Linked DNA regions of Homo sapiens: region 2 is linked to region 1. A link is a loop called in an ENCODE intact Hi-C map of the cell type or tissue named here. Cell type or tissue: IMR-90. All regions are shown on one strand.

Region 1 (2,500 bases):
AATGGTTAAGATGATAAATTTTGTTGTGTGTATTTTATCCCAATCTAAAAAAGTATCAGTTCCTTCTCTATTAATTTCTATGATGAAACCTCTCAGAGCCCGGAATGGCCCCTTGCATCTAGCATGCATCAATAAATGCGTAAGCGGACGGATGACCAGATCCAGAGTTGGAAGTTACCTTTGGTGAAACCCTCTACCCAGCCTGAATCCTTCCAGGTTGTAGGACACTCACTACCTCTCAAAGCATGTCATTTCTTCTTCATTAGAAAATTCTTCTTCATGCCACCTTTAAGCTGAAATATGACTTCCCTGTAATATTTCCCCTTCCTCGGTGATCATAGCTCTGCCTTCCAGGCCCAGAAAGAACAGGTCAAATTTCTACCTCATCTGACCACCTTCATGCAATAAAAGACAGAGCTCTGTGCACTTGGAGAGTTAAAGCCTCACCCCAAATGCATCTTCCCGGCAGAGAGACAGTCCTTTTGCAGTTAAATCACACTGAAAATCCTCAAGAGGAATATCTGTTTCTGGTTCATTCCAGAGATGCACTAAATGGCAAGAACATGGAGGCAACACATGGACCCGATGGAGTCTCCTTGTGGGAGGGGACTCCCATCTTTGAAGAACAAGAACTATTTATCTAGGAATAGAGAAATCTCTGAGTGAGACACCACCTGTCTTGAAGATGATTCTATGGCAGAGGAAGCCTTGTTTTGGGTCTAAGTCCATAGTATATACGTTACAGCAAAGCAGATTTCAACTCAATTATTTAAAAAAGACTGTAGAACTGCAAGTGCATAAAAACTCATAGAATAGTAGTAACTGTAGGAATCATTACTATTAGGCCCCAGCTTGAACTTCATTGCCCCTTTGAATTCAGGAAATAAATAAGCACATGTACACATACGCACACCCCATATGTCACACCAGGCATTGTGGCGCCATCCATGACTGACACTAAACATTCTAGAAGTATTTCTGTTTTCATGCAGATACACACAGCACAGCTAGTTTCAAAATTAAACCACAATGAAAACTGTCACTACTGACAAGGAACTATGCAAAGACCTTCGGTCTCAGGCCCTTGCTCACTCAGGAGTACCTTGAGACCTGTTTCTTCCTGTTCAGCTGCAGTCACGGTTCTAACCTGGTTCTTCTCACGGCTGGTATCCTCTGACCTTTTATGTCTTGGCAATGACTTCCATGCATTTTGGCAGTGACTGCCTGAATCTCTGATTCAACCCTGATCGCAGCCTCTCGGGCTTTCTCGCTCCTTTAATTCTTTCCGCGGATGGCCACGGCTTTTGCCGCCTGTACCCTTCCTGGAGCAACCCGTGCTTTTGAAAAATGACCATGCCGAAGGGGAACTAACACTCCCAGCCTGGTGCGGGTCTTGTCAATCTGATTTTTAAATGATGGAGGAGGAGGTTTGAGGACAAAGCTCATGGTGGCATTACCACTATCAGGGACGCTGCAAAGATCAAGTGAAAAGGGGAAAAGGCTCTTCTCAATGTGAGCACATTCACAGGCTCTGAGAACAGAGAGGTATTTAAAGTGAACTGGAACAAACCTGCAACATCCGGTGCGTTCTGCCTTCAAAAATAGCTGCCAGTTAGAAAGGGTTATTTACATATTGATTTCATGCTAACTTTGTAATGGAATGTGCTGCCTGCCTGCCTGCCTGAGACCTAACAACTGTCATCATAATTTTTTCTAAAAATACAGTCAGAGAAAAACACTCATTGAACCCTCCACTGGAAAGTAGCTGCAAAAGACCCCCTGATCCCAAACCTGCTTGACAGACCACAGCCAAGGGCAGGGACACTCAACAACTGTAAACGAGGAACATTTCACAGCGGCAGCTGGCCCCTCTCTTCTTCCAACCAGCCAATATTTTTTGTCTTTCTAGAAAACCTGTCTTGTTCAAAGGTAAGAGTGCTGGGGAGTGGGGGGATGCCTCCCTGGAGCAGAGCAGCCTTTGTAGAAACTCCAGCTGGCCTCTCTTCAGAAATAATGGATGGAAAAGGGGCCCGAGTGGCCCACCAGCACCAGCGCTCCACCCTGGGCGCATTTCTGCCACGGTTTCTCCTGGCATCTCTCTACCAAGGATCCCCACTTCTCGCCCCTCCTAATAGCCAGCTTCTAGTGATTCTCACTTGGACTTTTTCCGAACCCATCCCCAACTCACCCCACCCCCACCCCCAGGTTTGTCTCTGTGGATCCCACAGAGCTGAGCCCAGGCAGTTCTGTCGTCGTTCCCCAGTGCAATATTAGCAATTTAAATGCCTCTTTGCCAGGCCTGATGGAGCTGATTCGGTTGTGATCCTGGGCATATGGATGGCATATTTGCTGCGAGCTAGGTGAGACGCGTCCCAGAAGGACCGCTGCCAGCCCCCGCAGCCGCCTTCTCCTGCTCCCGGGAGGCTGGGGCTGGCCGCGGAGCAGCGAAACCGGCCGGATCCAGGGTAACTGCGGCCCACTTTGTTTTCAGCCGGCCCCC
Region 2 (2,500 bases), 440 kb before region 1:
GGTGGTCAACCTCTGGGCAGAGATGCAGAAGAAGCAGGAATTGAGACTTAAAGGAATCTATAGACAGACTTAGTCTTATGGTGTGTGACTCCACAGGGTCTTTGACCCTGAGTTGAATTTTCTGTGCTGGAGTTAAAGGAGAGGGCAGGGGGCTACTGGTGGAAGGGTCCCGCGAAGGGCAAGAAAGTAAATGAGTGGAGTCTAAGGGTTCAGGCTGAGTGACTTTGGCTCTTTGGGATTAGGCCCAGAGCCAGGACCCCCCTGCACCTTGCCCCCAGGCAAACACTCACTTATTCTTCATGACCCAGCTTGATGGTACCACCCTGCATGAGGCCTTCCCTGACCCTCTGAGTGCTGTCTTCCAGAACCTAGGACAGAACCTTAGTCCATAGAAGGGGACCAGTGCACATGACTGAGGTCATGGGAATGCTACAAAGTGGCAGAAGTAGAGAATAGATTGAGAATCTGTATCTATCGCTAGTTTTCTGGGTTATCTCAGTTAAGGCCCTCAATATCATTGGGCCTCAGTTTCCTCACCTGTAGGCTGGGGATGGGGATCTTGAGCTTTTCTTTCTGGAGTGGTTTTGAGAATGAAGAGAAATAATTCTAGGCCGGGGAAGCACTAGGCATTATTTTTCTGCACTGCTTAAGCTCAGCAATAATATAATAATATATGTTGTACATATAAAATTATTTTTATAGCCAACATTTAATGTGCACTTGCAATGTGCCAGGCTGTCTTCTAAGTGTTTACATATATCATCTCTTATCTACTCCTCACAGCAATTCTACAAAGAAGGCACTATTATTATCTTCATTTACCGATGAGGAAACTGAAGTTTGGAAGGCTTAAGTATCTTGCCAAAAGTCTCAAGGGTAATAGGTGGTGCAGCCAGGATGAATGTCTGGGCAGCTGCCAGGGCCCACATTCTTAGGCGCTACATGGAACTGCGCAGTACATGGAGGCTTGGAGTGGATCAATCAGAAGGGCTTCCTGACGGTCTTGATGATCCCAGGCAAATTACACAACTTCCTTGAGCCTCATGAGATTTAAGTTGAGCACAGAGAAAGATAAGAGCCCTGTGTTGAGCACAGAGATAGATAAAAACGAGTCTCTCTGTTTTCAAAACACACCCTGATAGTGGGGTAGTGGAGGGAGGGGCAGCTTCTAGCCAATGAACCCCATCACCCTTGGTCCCCAGCTTCTCTCCCTGGCCCAGTCCTGAGTCCTGGAACCTCCCCTGCCTTGGGCAAATACCCAAGCACTGAACACAGTGTTTGCCCCAGCAGGGGGTGCCATGGACCTGGGAGTCCATGTCCCAGGTCCATATCCAGGACATCTGAGTGGGCTCTGGGAGTCAGAAAAAGTGGGCTTTATCCCAGCTTCTGTCATTAACAAATCTTGCTGCCGTGGACAAGTCACTCTGGGTACCACTTTCCTCATCTATAAAATACAAATAATTAATGTGAAGTAGTGAAAATAAAGCACAAAGGAGTGATGGGAAAGTATCTCAGAATGCCTTGGACAGAGTGGGGTCCATGGTAAAAGTTCATTACATTATGGTTTTCTTCCCTGTTCACTTGCTTCTGCACAATGCCCTGTTCAGGCCTCACAATAAAACAGCTTTCAGGCTGGGCATGGTGGCTCACACCTGTAATCCCAGCACTTTGGGAGGCTGAGGTGGGTGGATCATCTGAGGTCAGGAGTTTGCGACCAGCCTGGCCAGCATAGTGAAACCTCCCCGTCTCTACTAAAAAAATACAAAAATTAGCTGGGTGTGGTGGCGGGCACCTATAATCCCAGCTGCTAGGGATGCTGAGGCAGGAGAATGGCGTGAACCCGGGAGGTGGAGGTTGCAGTGAGCCAAGATTGCGCCACTGCACTCCAACCTGGGCCACAGAGGGAGACTTTGTCTCCAAAAAAAAAAAAAAAAACCAACAACAACAAAAAACCAGCTTTCATTTATTCATCACTTATGTAAACTCTATATGCATATTATCCCACTTAATTCTCAAAACAACTCTATGATCAGGGAACTGCCTTTGTTACCATACCAGGAAATGGGGGCACAGAAATGTAGGTAGTTGGCCTAAAGTCACAAAACTGATAAGAAGTGGAGACAGGATTTTTGCCCAGGTGTCTGGTCCCAGAGCCCCTGTCTTTCACCATTCTGCTCTCTACCTCCTCGGAGGCGTGGATAGCTTCCGGAGGGACTGTGATGACAAGGGGAGAAGGCAGGTGACCCACAGAGGCTGGAGGGTGCCTGGCCATGGGCTTGGTCTGTCCATGAGCTGCTTGGGTCAGCTCTACCAGCTTCTGTGTGGATGGAGCACTCCCTCCTCTCCAGGCCAGCCCAGCTCCAGGGAAGGCCCAAGGATGGGGACAATATCCCATTCCAGGCCACGGAGCAGTGGTAATGCAGGGTCCAGGTCTGCTCCGGCTCTTGCTCTTGCTCAGAGCTGAATAATCTGGAGCCTTTGAAGAAGGATTTCTGAAAAG

What was found. Hi-C counts contacts between places; a loop is a spot of excess contacts. Peaks named below come from ENCODE experiments on the same cell type or tissue, not always from the same donor. Only the 100,000 strongest peaks of a DNase experiment are listed, where the experiment ranks them.
Region 2: it touches region 1 in a loop (3.0-fold over the local background); 2 of 110 quality-filtered maps call a loop at or near these places.

The regions. Positions count from the first base shown.
Region 1 is chr1:38,473,896-38,476,395 of GRCh38, forward strand. LINC01685 (long intergenic non-protein coding RNA 1685) reads left to right here and starts at 1,301. Exons shown (of 3, transcript NR_146761.1): 1 at 1,301-1,929; 2 at 2,298-2,360; 3 at 2,492-2,500. The region is part of intron 2 of LOC105378657 (a long non-coding RNA gene); the gene reads right to left. RefSeq lists enhancers at 650-709, 740-849, 1,130-1,309. In IMR-90, no CTCF peak of the experiment used is centred here; no DNase peak of the experiment used is centred here; H3K27me3 peaks cover 1,269 bases.
Region 2 is chr1:38,036,560-38,039,059 of GRCh38, forward strand. No RefSeq gene overlaps it. Among named protein-coding and RNA genes, the nearest start is that of POU3F1, 9.0 kb to the right of the region's middle. In IMR-90, a CTCF peak has its summit at 1,280 (motif pointing right); no DNase peak of the experiment used is centred here; H3K27me3 peaks cover 804 bases.